2 separate regions of the Homo sapiens genome follow, and region 2 is linked to region 1. A link is a contact called in ENCODE Hi-C or POLR2A ChIA-PET data. All regions are on one chromosome and are shown on one strand. The core of a region is the stretch at or near the end of the contact, and the rest is flanking DNA. Distances in the headings are between cores, read along the strand shown.

Evidence for each region. A loop is a pair of places that touch in the nucleus more often than their neighbours do. ChIA-PET counts read pairs that join two places held with the same protein, here RNA polymerase II (POLR2A). Pooled maps may share reads with other maps.
Region 2: a loop to region 1 is called in a map of heart right ventricle, with 2.0 times the contacts of the local background. The contact joins the enhancer-like site here to the promoter of LNX1-AS2 in region 1. A Hi-C loop is called at or near these places in 3 of 168 maps with a recorded cell type or tissue (GM12878, PC-9 and heart right ventricle), 13 of 37 single-sample maps with no recorded cell type and 5 of 50 pooled maps. POLR2A ChIA-PET finds 5 or more read pairs at or near these places in 1 of 52 experiments (activated CD8-positive, alpha-beta T cell).

The regions. Positions count from the first base shown.
Region 1 is chr4:53,587,514-53,594,849 of GRCh38, reverse strand. It overlaps LNX1-AS2 (LNX1 antisense RNA 2), which reads right to left and starts at 1,894. Exons shown (of 2, transcript NR_046827.1): 1 at 1,778-1,894. LNX1 (ligand of numb-protein X 1) reads left to right here and starts at 3,364. Exons shown (of 11, transcript NM_001126328.3): 1 at 3,364-3,462. RefSeq lists an enhancer at 1,272-2,184.
Region 2 is chr4:53,701,059-53,707,566 of GRCh38, reverse strand. All of the region lies in intron 1 of LOC100506444 (a long non-coding RNA gene), which reads right to left. Among named protein-coding and RNA genes, the nearest start is that of LNX1-AS2, 110 kb to the right of the region's middle. RefSeq lists enhancers at 2,093-2,172, 4,897-5,016. Within about 2 kb of position 5,051, at least 31 of the 41 ENCODE cell types and tissues checked have a DNase peak (open chromatin) inside an H3K27ac peak, as active enhancers do; they include GM12878 and heart right ventricle, where a contact is called at or near this core.

The sequences.
Region 1 (7,336 bases), core at 645-3,144:
GTCCCAGCTACTTGGGAGGCTGAGGTGGGAGGATCACTTGAGCCCAGGAGGTTGGGGCTGCAGTGAGCCATGATGGCACCACTGCACTATAGCTTGGATGACAAAGGGAGAGTTGTCTCTAAAAAAAAAAATTAAAAAAGAAAGAAAGAAAAGAAAGTAAGAAAGTAAAAGAAAAGGGTTTGATCTTGGGGGGTAAAACCAACTGCTAGTGTGCCTGGAGTAATATCTTCAAGATTCCAAAGTTCCTTCTGAGTTGAAAAGTGTCATGGTCTTTAGCAATGACAGTGAGAATGGTATGGGAGGGGGGAATGGAGCACTATATGTCCAGGATTTGCCAAGCCTAGTCTAAACCATTCTTCCTGGTAGTGGTTTATAATGAAACTTAATTTTTCATTGTCTCATATTTTCCAAATGTATGCAGTTCCATGTTCTTATGGCCACTCGGATTAAATTTTCAGATTTTAAAGTGATAGGCCGCAGAAGTTACAGAGAAAAATGACCATAAAAGATGTCATAGAGAGTTACAACTGGTCATTCTTGAGGGGTCCCTCAAGCTGGCCTTCCATCTTGGGGTTGATTTGATAAGCTCTCAAAAGATGATTTCAAGTGTGCACCCAGGGGCGATGGATTTCCTGGTATGATTTCTCATAAATATATGCATGAATTTATGAATATATACATATTTATATATACATATATATATATATATTATACACACACTTTCAGCATATAGACCAGATTACTAATTAATTTCCAAATGGAGACATCCTTTATCAGAAACTACCCTCCCCAGGGCTACTTCTACAGGTTTCTACTTCTCCTTCTGAATAATGGGTAAGAAGCTGAATGTGTCCAGGAAGTGTCCCAGTGAGCATGAAATCAGAACCTTCCCTCTTTTCTTTCCAGTGGTTAAAAAGTGGGCCTTGATTAAAAACTGCTCTGCCGCTTGCCGATGAGCTTGTCCTTAGGCAGTTTCTCAGATTCACTATGTCTTGGTTTTCCCAGCTGTAGAATGCAAATAGCAATGATACCTGACACAGGGTTCTTGTATAAAGTGCTCAGAACAATAAGTAGCACCTGTTAAACACAATGTTCATTTTTATGATTACATTTTTTTCTAGTAGTTTAGAAATATAATTTCCATGATAATGTAACAGCCCTAATGGCCCAAAAAAAAAGCCCATATTATTTTTTTTAACCCCTGCATATTATTCGAAATCCAGGAGTACCAAGAAAGATCTCACCTGAGAAGGCTAATTGTGTAGTTTTTTCTCTTCCTTTATACACTATACCTGGGAGTTAGCTCCACTCCTGGATTAACTCTTATTTCTCTATTTTCTTTCTGTTTTACAACAATTCATCACACCACATATGTAGATGACTGTGTGTATGTGAACATGGCAAGTGAAACCTCACGATCTCCAGGCTGTTCGGTGAAGCTTTATGCGAATTCATTTCACCTACACCCTTCCCCTGCCCACCCAAGGCCTTGAACCGAAGCCTGTGATCCCCTCCCAAGTTGGATCCTGCCCTTCGCCAAAGGCAAGACCGCTGAAGGCGTGGCCTTCTAGATGATTCATCAGGTTGGCGGGCTCTCCCTCCCCTCCCCCTTGCCCAGGGGACACCCTGTCCGCGTGAAGAGGGGGGCCTTTGTGTGAGTGATGTTTCTCAATTATCAAACTAGTGGCGTGAAACCTTTTCCTGAAACACCTGAGTGTAAAAGGTTTTGTTACCTCCCTTTTTTTCTTTTAAATAATAAAGGAATAGCCACACCTACCTTAGTTTCTATTGGATAAAAAGGTGAATAGTTTTGTTGTGGTGGTTGTTGTTGTTTTAAGCCTTCAACTCTCAAAAGGCACAGAGTTCCCAGGTGCAAAGAGGTAGCTTAGACCTGTCTGGGGCGGATCGGGGACAGGAGCCAGCTCCCCTGAGGTCGAGCACCAGAGCCGGCCCCCAGACCCCGCCCTCGACTACAATTTCTCTTCCTTCTCCTCCCCCTTGCTTTGCGAGCTATTGACTGACTGCAGCCAGCTGAGGCCCAGGCTGTGGGAATCCGGACTTCCTTTTCTTCCCTCTCCCATTTTTCCTTCTTCCTCCACCCTCCCCCAAACCAAACCCCAAAACCTCTAGGTAGTCCAATATTAAAACCGGTGGAACAAAAGCATTCCCAAAATCAGGAGGAGGGAAAGAAGAAGACGAGGGAGGCAAAAGTAGGAGGAAAATAGGAATGTCAACATTTATTTTCCTGAAGGGGAAAAAAAATTCTCTCTGGGCAGGCAGGCCATCTTCCGGGACGGGGAATCCACAGTTTCCTCAGGTAATGAGTTCCAGGGATGCTGGATGCAGGTGGTAAAAATACGCAGCGTTTCAATGGGATGATGGGAGATGTTTACAGCCCTCCTGGGAAGATGCCAGAGAGTTTAACAGTCCTGGGATACCTCCCAGCTGCCTGCTCTGGTGCTGGATGAGTTTACGCCTCCTTTCCTGCTGGAAAAGGTGAAGCAACCAGTGACTTGTCCAGGGTCACACACCACGCTTGGGACAGAAATAACTCTGACGTCTCTTTCCTGGCTATATCAGCAGACAACATCGCCTAATGACAGTACTACCATTCCAATCTGAATCATTTAAATTGCTCCTAATTGCAGGCCTGCAGTGCACTGTAACTGCCGTATGACTCTAACTGCCAAGCCAGCCGAGATAGGAATGACTGAAGTTTTGCAAATTCCTGAATATGGAATTAAAAATGCTGGGCGGGGGAGGGGGTAGCGCAAAAGTGTTTGAAAACCACTTTGAAACTGCTGACAGGTATCCTATTTCAAATTGTTTAAAAGATGAATTGGAAATGTCAACTTAAATTTGTCATTTTATTGGAATTAGAGAAACACTTGGTGTTCAAATGGATGCGGTTCGAAAAGGCACCTCAGATATTTCTAAGAAGTTCGGCTTCACACTCTTCCTTTTTGTGTCTGCTAAATTACTGTCTCATTTTGGTGTTTAAACTTCCCTTTTAACTCCTTTGTGGGCAGATATGGGGAAAGGGGAGGGCCTGGGAAACAACCAGGCATTTGACTTCAGATCTGAACACGGGGCTGGACACGTGCTGTGCTCAGGAAAGAAAGTAAATTCCACCTGGCAAATTGCTCTAACTGATTTATTTGTCCACAAAGAGACGCCACCTACCTGCTTGCAGGTATTCAGGTAAATGACAGGTGGGCGGGGCCTCCTGACTCTTTCAATCCCTAAGGTCTCAGCAATGCTTTATCTGTCGGGGCTTCCGTGATGTCACCCATTTCCTGGTCTGGAGCGACCAATGCCGTCCTCCTTCCTCCAGGCACCTGTTCACCGAAGTTGAGGCTGGTCACAACTCCGGCGGCCCAAGGAGCTGCTCGGTTCACCCACAAGGAATGAGAGCTGCCTGCCTGCTGCTGCTTGGAGAGCCCCAGACAGTCGCTTGAAGAGGTGAGTTGAAACCCTCCATTTTTCTCTCTTGGCATTTAGACCACTGGCCCCTGAGGGATCTGAACACGGAATTTGAATGAAAAAATACAAGCTGAACGGCTTGTCGCTAGTGTTTGCCCCAGAGGGAGAAGCTTTTTTGAGACAGAAGAGTAGAGAGATGACTTTGACATTCTAGTTGCACAATAAACTTCTCCCAGGCCAGATATTTAATCCTTTTTGTTTCTCTGATCATTAATCCAGCCTGTGCTTGTCCTCGTACTTGATCTGATTAAAACAACAACAACAACCTAAAGAGAAGTAGAGTGAAGGCTTTTGTTTTGAAACTTAGCGCGAAGGTGCAGATCTGTTCAGCCCGTTTAACGGGGGCTAGGAGGCCAGTGCAGACTGGATTCAGAGTTCTTATTTTTCCTTTTCTTCCTCCCTGTATTTTGATCTAAACCTGTGAAGTGTCCCTAGTTTTTTTTTCTTTCCCCCTGAAAACCTGTTCCTCAGGGCAAATTCTGTTGCCCTATTCAGAAGCTGTGCGTTCCAGTTTTCCTCTCTTCTCTGAAAAAGTCTACCATTTTCTTTGCTCTTTGTTGAACACTCTTTTAAATACGACTTTGCAGTGTGCATTTAGAATTTGTTTACATTTAGACCTGGACTGGCTGCCTGCTGACCTTTGGTTACAGTAAGAATTAATTCCCTCATTGCTGCAAGAATGTGACTTCAGGTCTGATTTTTAATTTTTTGGACCTCTTTGGCTTTTTCTGTCTCTTTTTCTTTTAATAGCAAATATACCGAGGAAGTTGTTCTGCCAGGACCTGGCTTTTAAAGTAATTTTACCTCTAGGATCCATTTTTGTTTTCTTAATCCTGATCACACAGCCTGTATCTTGACAGCCCAATAGTCAAACTCTTTAGCCAATATTGTTGTCAGAGAAAGGAAACCATTTTTAAGCCCAGCTGCCTGCTGGGATGAGCTGGAAAAACTGGAAAAAGAAATAAATCTGCGAGACACTTCATTCTAGATTCCAACATCAGCTGTTTTTCTGAGATTTAAGTTAGCAGATGTTTGCAAGGGAATAATCTGTTAGGAATTATGCTCCTGTTCATCCACCCAGAAATACAAAATGCATGTAAATTCTCCCAAGGTATGAATTGAAACAAGCTGAGATCATTTTTGCCTTAGACAGACAGTCGTTCCTCACCACTAAGAATCTGCCCAGTTCTTGTTGCTAATTTCTGTCTTACTGTTTGGAGGTCCCTATTGTTCTTCCTTAACTGACCTTTGTTTATTATTTTCCCCAAGCTTGTGAGTTTAAGGGGGGGGGTTTGGCCACCACTTGTCTCTTACTAAGGTTCTCACTTGATTCAAAGCTTGGATCTTCTGATAAAAGTGCATCTAAACCTCTCCTCAAGATTACATTGCCTCTGGTTTACCATGGTTGATTAGTGCTTTTCACAGTAGTTAATTTATGATTAAATAAATAATTTCATCACTGTATGTCAGCATGTCTGAGTACTAAAGGAACAAAGCTGTAGACACTGTACCCCCAGGTAGAAGAAAGAAAAGAAGTGACAAAGACTGGAATTCAGAGTCAGATTGACTAGAATGCAGTTGGTCTGTTGGGTAATTTACACACAAGTCCTGTCCAGAGTTCCTGTGGTAACTCCACCCATTGGTTCAAGTGGACATAGGCCTGATGGAAAAATGTGCAATCTCCTTCATTTATATCCTTGAGCAAGTTACTTCTCTGACTTTCAGTTTCTTCATCGGTAAGATGGGAGATAATAATCCCCATGATCTAATGTGGTTGTGAGAAGTAAATGAGGTAGCTAATATATGTTAGCATCCAGCGACCAATGCCTGGTGTTAACTGGTGCTAAACTGAGGCTAGGTTCTTCCTTTGGAAGGAATTTTCCTAGGTTGCTTGGAGGAGAGAGTCTGACTCTATCAAGATAAAGATCATATGTGGTTGCAGTTGTAGGAACCTTGATAGTTCTTGTTATTGTAATTAATTGTAGGTAATTAACTGCAATGTTAACAGTTTGGAAAAAGAAAACAGGCAGGAGAATTCTTAAACAATGTCATCAAACAAGGTGGGCAGATTTGTCTCCGCTAGCCTCACAGGCAAAGCTTTTAGGAGTTGCTGGCTGGCTGTGATTTCTTCCTTTTCCCACTCTAAGGCTCTCATCCTGCAACAGACCCACAAAATGTGATTCTCCATGGGCCTTTCGGGGGAAATGTCCAGTTGTCATTGCTGTAATCTGACTTGGCAGAGAGTTCTTTTTGCTGTCAGTCGTGCTATCTCCAGGGCAGACTGGGTGTTTGGTCTCCTCCAGTCTCACAGATAAACACCCTTCTCCCTAACCAGAGTGAGGGTTCATGCCGAGCCTCTGGCAGGAGGAAGCCCCTGGTTTGGAGCCTCATTGTACCATAGAAGGAGGTTCATGACCCATTGGATGTGATTGGCCTTGTCATGCAATACCCTGTGCCCTTGGGTGACCTTGAGTCATTGCATATGAGCAGTTGTGTGCCCAGGGCCCTGGTCACTTCTCTGGGTCTCGCCCTTCAGGGATACCACAAATTTTCATCATTCAAGAGTAAGGGATTAGTGGATTGAGGTCAGTGGGTTCTACTGTTCTACTAGCTTGCCTACGGAGCCCTAAGGGAGAACCTCAACCCCCCTGCATGTCAGTTTCCTTAGCTACATTTTTCCCCAAAGGACGCTAAAATGGTGTACTTCACAGGCCCCCTCCATCCTTACAACTGAAGCAAGGTGGGCTGCATGTCCAGGTGGGTAGGTCAGACTGACTGGGGGGACTGGGTAGTGCCTCACTAGAAAATATCAATCTTATTCATTCCATTCTAGGTGGGGCAATGCTACTGCTTTAGAATAGTGGTCTGGTCTCTGGCATCAGGCTGCCTACCTGGGTTTTTGAAACCCAGATCTACCATGTGCTACCTGTGTGACCTGGGACAGATTCTTTAAGCTGCTCTCATCAGCTGTGTAATAGGGTTATCATGAAGATGAAATGGGTTGAAATGTGTAAAGTGCTTGGAATGGTACCTGCCACAGTGTTACTTGTAAATATTGAAAGGAAGGCATAGTTGATAGTATCAGACAGGTCTGTGTATCAGACCCAGTTCTACCATGTAGTTGCTAGCCTAAATAAGTTCCTTAATATTTCTTTGCTTTGGTTTCATCAGCTGGGAAATGAAATACTTCCCAGACTCAGAGCTGTTGGGAGGAATAATTGAAATAATTACATGGAAAGTGCCTGGCATATTTTAAATGTTCAGTGAGTGTTAACTATTGTTATATTATTTTAAACATTTTTATATTGCTTACAGTTAGACATCTTAGGTCATGCTACTATCTGGATGTAATAATGATGGAAACGGTAGTACGTTGAGGGCCAAAGACTGAGCAAAAAAAGATTTCCCAAAAGGCTCCCAAAGGCAGAGGAGGAAAACCTGTTAACAAAGATTGTGTTGTTTCTCTTGGAGTTCCAGGGTAGAGTGGCTGCCAGTGGAAATGCCTGGTCTTTCATAAACCTGTGGGGAGTGGGCTTCTGTGATGTGAGTAAACAGCGGGTCTTCCTGGAGCGGTGATTTCCTGGCTTCACCTGTCACTGTCTCCTTGTCTCCAAGACCTTGGCTAAGACTTCCTTTCTATATTTGAATTCCTCACTTAAAGTGGAGAAAATAGGGTCTGGTGGGATCTTGACTACTTTTTTTTTCCTTTCACTCTCTTGACCAGGATACGATCTTGACTACTCGAAATGCCGTCTGTAAGATGCTGGCAAGGCGAGGACACATAAGAGATGCTCTAAAGTGTGTCCTCCTCATTGCCTCAGTATTCATGGACTTCCCAGTAGCATACAACTAT
Region 2 (6,508 bases), core at 3,802-6,301, 110 kb before region 1:
TTGGACTTCCAGCCTTCAGAACTGTGAGAAAGTAAATATCTGTTGTTTCAGCCTCCCAATCTGTGGTATTTTGTGACGACAGGCCCCAGCAAACAAATGCACATAGTAAAGTCACCTCACGTACCATCTCATTTCTCTCTTATTTCCCAACAGGTCTGCATGAATTTTTAACCTGTAGGCATCTGCTGAGTCCTTAAGGATGCTAGTTTGCTAGCTCTCTTATCTCTGCCATAGATATCTTTCATGATCCAAGATTAATTGTGGAAACTCCTGTTCTCAGGCAAACTCAAACACACACCAAAGCATGCACACACACACACACACGCACACAGTACATGTTGCTTTCCTTGATATTTTCCACATTTCATAATTCTCTTGATCACAGAGGTTTATTCAATGAAATTGTACCAAGGGCTGCCCTAGATTTGAACTTAGCCCAGTCTGAGACCCCACGGGCAGCTAGATGAGTTAGGTGAACAGAAGCTCCAAATATTTGTGAAAGATTCTCCTTTCACTGCATCTCCTTCCTAGCCAGAGCCCTCAAAGCTTGTCACTAATAACTCCCCTAAGTTATAGGTTTCTGTGACACAGAATCTATCTCCTGAGACCGTGAGCATGAGCGCTGCCTGGTATGTGCAAGGTCAGAGGACCCTGCCCACTTCCCTCCCGCTCCCAGAGCCAAGGCTACCTGTGGAAGCTACAAACCTGTCTAACCATGGAATTGCCATGTGGAGCCAAGATCATGCTCTGCTGATGGAAGCAAGATGCATGATCCTGAGCAACCCACAAAACGCAAGGCACCACCTTGCAAAAGCTGTGTTCTGGCTCAGAGCTTTCGAATAGGCAACCATCCATTAACATACAAGTTTCCGAATTATACACAGGGCTACCTGCTTGGCTGATTGTATTTTACCCTTTAGCTTGGAAATCTTGTTTAACACAGCTCCCTCTACTGGGCTATTGCTTACTCTGAAGCTTTTGGTGTCCAATTTGGGAGAAAAGAACCAGCCCAGTTAGCTGTTGAGGAACCAGCTGATAGAATGAAGGCGAAAATGGCATTGTCTGATGCGAGAATACTAAGGGATGTATACATGGGGCCCTCTGGGTTTTTGCCAATCCTGTTTGGGTGTTTCCCTACCTTAGGTCCCTTTTGGCATCTTAGTAATCTGTCTTCTGAGAAAAAAGGGGCAGTAATCCTGACCTGCCTTCTAAGGGTTACAGGATAATACGGTTACAGCATATTCTTCTAGGGAAAAATACGATCCCAAGTTCAGTCCACGGGAAGTCAAGCATCAGAAACAACAGGGCAAAGGTGTTCCTGAAAGCCAAGCCAGAACACATTGACAGAAGGGCCCCTTCCAAAATAAAGACAGCCCTAGAGGACAGCAGGCAGCCAGGCAGAGTCTTATCTGGGACATCAGTGGGCATTCCAGGCTCAGACCAAAGACTATTCATGGACCTTTGTAGAACTGCCACAGACTCTGAAAAAGGGACGATCCAGATTTTCTGTTTTCATCCTGGAAGTTCTTTTTCCTTTCTTGCTGCAGAGTGGGGTCAGAAGGAAGCTTTCAAGCAAGGAATGAGGCAGGGAAGTCCCTGAAAATGTGCCTCCTCTCTCTGCAGAGCTTAGCACAAGGGATGTAGATGACTCCCAGTCAGGCAGAGAGCTGAGTCCATCCCTGTCACACACATAAGTGTCATGTATGACGGAGTTTGAGGGAGTCCAATAAACAGTACATTTTGTCTCTGTTACAGGAATCAGGCAAATGAAGATCCAAATCGACAATATTGATAAAAGTCAGGCTGGAGAATGTGGCTTTCAATATCTTAGCTAGGTGGACGTTTCAATATCTTCTCTTGAACTAAACTCATTCACTGGGCTACAAGCAGCACCTTCCTGGCCACAGCCAACCTCTGTAAAGTTTATGACACAGAGCAGTAGAAGGAAATGATCTCCACCAGGGAAAAACCAGAGCCACTCTGTCCTAGCTCCCTCTCTGGAACTAACTCTCCAATCAGATAAGCCATTCCTCATCTCCTGGGGAGATGAGTAAAAGAGGTAAACAGTGGCCAGTTTCCTCTAGTGGAGATCTTTTCACAGAGAAGGAAGCTCAAGAGAAGGAAGTAAGCATCCACCAGCAATCTCTTCTGGAGGTCTCTGTGGACATTCACCCTCCTTCCCTCTGCACAGGAACAGGTGGGCACTCACACTTCCTCAGCACCTGGCAGGCCAACCAGCTCAGGGGCTTTCCAAGCCTGCAGTTACATTCATAGCTGGCCTTATCATCCTGCAGCATAACTACTTCTCTCTCTCCTATGTTACAGTACGAACTCCTGGAAGGCCGGGACCATATTCCATTACATTTAAAATTCATTTCTGTAACCCTGGTACCTAGTATTAGCACATAGTGGATGCTCACGAAATGTTTCTAGAATGAATGGACACGGGTGGATGAATAAAACAAGTGAATAGACAATAAAACCAGGGGAACCCCACAGGAGTAAGACTTTTTTCTAAAGATAAAGGAAGGCTTTGACTTGGTCCAAAGGGAAAGCCGACTCAGCCCCGGGGGCTTCATTTGAGAGCCAGTCTCACAGGAGCCCCCAGAGTGAAGAGAATGTGGATCTGAACTAAACTCCTCAGCATGCCAGGGTTTCCCAGGCTCCATTAGCCCCTTGCTGGGTCACCACAGCCTGGCTCCAGCCCCTTGCCTGAGTGTGGGTCTTTCTGAAGTATCCTCTTGTTCCACGGATCCTCAAAGCTCTCCATATTGCTTCCGTTCCTTCCCATCTTCCCTCCTGTAAGTTGGTAGGACTTCTAGTTCCATTCAACCCTGCAATCCCATTACTGGGCTTGCTCAAAGGAAAATATGCCCAAAGAAAACAAAATTATTCTTCCAAAAAGACACATGCACTTGTATGTTCACCGCTGTGCTATTCACAATAACAAAGACTTGGAACCAACCCACGTGCCCAACAGTGGTAAGACTGCATAAAGAAAATGTGGTATATACACACATTTGGAATACTATGCAGCCATAAAAAAGAATGAAATCATGTCCTTTGCAGCAACATGTATGCAGCTGGATGCCATAATCTTAAGCAAATTAATGTAGAAACAGAAAACCAAATTTATAAGTGGGAGCTAAACACTGAGCACACATGGACATAAATATGGGAACAATGGATACTGTGGACTACTAGACAGTGGGGGATGGGGGGCAGCAATTAACTATTTATCGGGTACTATGCTCACTACATAAGTGACAGGATCCATACTCCAAACCTCAGCCTCATGCAATATTCCCACATAACGAACCTGCACATATACCTCTGGTATCTCAAATAAAAGTTGAAATTAAAAAAAAATTAAATTAAAGAAGAACTTCTAGTTCCAGGATGGCCATCTGGTTTGAGGATCTTCAGCCCAGAGAAACACAAAGCCCTCTCACAACCGAAGTACAACTGTTGATACAGTAGGAGCTAGATATTCACATAGTATACATCATACGTTTTTGTTTTTTTGGTCTGGTATAGACTCAAATAGCAACTTGCCCAGAAAACATAGTCCTTAAATACTGATTGGATAATTAATTGATCAGTGATATGTTTAATGACATTGACCATGGATACAATAGCATGGCCTTTGAATAGAAGAAAGACCATGGAAAGGAGGAGTTGTGAGTCCTGCCCTCTTTTTCCCCGGACATGCAATGCAGTGGTTGAGACACTGAATACAAGTCTGACTGTTCCACCTCTGTCACATCTTGTACAAGTTCTATAATTTTTCCAAACTGCAGTTTGTCCTTCTGTCAGCTGGAGATAATTATTGTACCAATCTCATAAGACTGTTCAATATGAAATAAAATAAAACACATAAAATGCTTAGCCTTGTATCAGGCACATAGTAAGTATTTGACATAAATATGTTTTTATTGCTGGTGTTGTTTTTGGTTTTATTTTATGAGTTAAGATCCTGGAGAAGTGCAGGAGGTCAAAGGGAAAAGATGATAATAGCTTCCAGGGACCCATGTTGAGTGGCAAGGCCCAGAGTGACCCCGTGCTGTGGCACGGATCTGTGATTCTCCAGATGTTCACGAAGGAATGGTTTTCTGCAGAATGAAGGAGCTGAAGTGCAAATGGGGTCAGGGAATTTTATAGGAGCTTGGAGGAAGAGTCAAGAGTAGAGTGTTCAGTCGTTACATCAAGTGAAAATAGAGACGCTGACGAAGAACTCGTGCCCTTACCTGGAGAGCTTGCCCTTAGGAAAGAGAGAGAAAGAGACAGAGAGAGAGAGAGACGCAGACACACACAGAAAGAGACACAGACACAGAGAGAAAGCACAGTCCCTCTTGTGCTGGCTGCTGACCAAACCCCACTGTGCCTCAGCCCAGCTTCCTGCCTCCCTGGGGAGGGGAAACGTGTCCCTTGGCCAGTAGCCATCAAAGGTCTTACAGGGATGCTTTGTGTCTGACCTGCCAGGGAAGGCAAACGAGCCCCACTTTTTGTTCCCCAGGGAACTGGCCTCTTAGGGACACTGGCGAGAGTTGTCTGCACATGTGGTCAATGGAGGGAAGCAGCTAGCACACAAGGGGACCAAAAGGGATGGCGGCGAAACTGCACAGTGGTAGGGGGAAGCCCGCGGGCTATTTTAGGCCAGGCTCAGAACTGGAGTCAATGGAGGTTTTGTTTATGTAACATCTGCAGAGGGCCCTTCAAAGCAAATAACCCTGGGTCTCCAGGCCAGGGCTGCAGCGAGCAGGGGTGGGGCCGCGAGCTTCCTGTTGTTCTTGGCACGGCTGCCCAGCTGTCTGCGTGGCTCCTCTCAGAGCCATTTGCCGCCTCACTGCTTGCTCCCTACGATCATCTTCACAGCTCTTTTCCTAGGGGCGGGTAAACAAAGTACAAGAAGCAGTGCAGGCAGAGCCGTTCCTCGGAGAGGTGACTCGAGCACTGTGCCCCAGAAAGTTGCCCTCCTGACCCCAGGGCTCCCCGGCCGCCCTGCAGCCTCAGGAGACCCCAGGGCGTCCTTTCTGCACATCCCCTTAGCTGAGCGGCTTTGCTGTCAGTTTCAGTATGGTAGGGAAAGGGGCCTGGCTCTCAGGTCTGCCCCATACAGGTCTGAACCCAGAGCTGCATTTGGCAGTTGCTTACTCTTGTGCTAAGTGCTCAATCCCCATTATTTATTACAGGCAGAAACATACATATATACGAGATAAATAATGTATGTTAATTTCCTTTCTACCAGGCCTGTTTGAAGGCATGAACACTATATTGTTATCTTTTTGAAACACAGATTCCATTGGGAAAGATGGGGATAAGACGGCCTTTTTCAAGTTTAGGAAAATTTATATGCACAAGAATGTAGAAATCTGAAACTGACAGTTTGATAAACTTGTTCACCTATGTATCCACCCACGTAACTACTACCCTGATCAAGATACAGAATATATCCATCGCCCTTATGTGAAAAGCTCCTTTGTGTCTCTTTCTGGTTAATAACCTGCTTACCCCTACTTATATTAGTCTGCCAGGGTGCCAGAACAAAATACCAAAGGCTAAGCGATTTCAATAACAAAAATCGGTTTCTCACAGTTTTGGAAGCTGGATGTCCAAGATCAGGGGACTAGAATGGCTGGTAAGGGCCCTCTTCCTGGCTTGCAGATGGCTGCTTTCTCAGTGTATGCTCACATGGCCACTACTTTGTGCACCTGGAGCAAGCGCTCTGGTGTCTATTCTTAAAAGGACATAAATTCTATCAGATCAGGGCCCTAACCTTATGACCTCATTTAACCTTAATTACTTCCAGAAAGGACTCATCTCCAAATATATTCACATTGGGGCTCAAGGCCTCAGCATACGAATATGGAGGGGACATGATTCGGTCCATAGCACTACCACGGTGCCTTCCTCCCCCAGTGATATGGTTTGGCTGTGTCCCCATCCAAATCTCAACTTGAATTGTATCTCCCAGAATTCCCATGTGTCACGGGAGGGACCCAGGGGGAGGTAATTGAATCATGGGGGCTGGTCTTTCCCATGCTAGTCTCGTAATAGTGAGTAAGTCACATGAGATCTGATGGGTTTTTCAGGGGTTTCCGCCTTTGCTTCTTCCTCATTTTTCTCTTGCCACTGCCATGTGAGAAGTGCCTTTTGCCTCCCGCCATGTTTCTGAGGCCTCCCCAGCCATGTGGAACTGTAAGTCCAATTAAACCTCTTTTCCTTCCCAGTGTCAGGTATGTCTTTATCAGCAGCGTGAAAACAGACTAATACAGTCAGTTGGTATCAGTACAGTGGGGCGTTGCTGAAAAGATAGCTGAAAATGTGGAAGCGACTTTGGAACTGGGTAACAGGCAGAGTTTGGAACAGTTTGGAGGCCTCAGAAGAAGACAGGAAAACGTGGGAAAGTTTGGAACTTCCTAGAGACCTGTTGAATGGCTTTGACAAAAATGCTAATAGTGATATGAACAATAAGGTCCAGGCTGAGGTGGTCTCAGATGGAGATGGG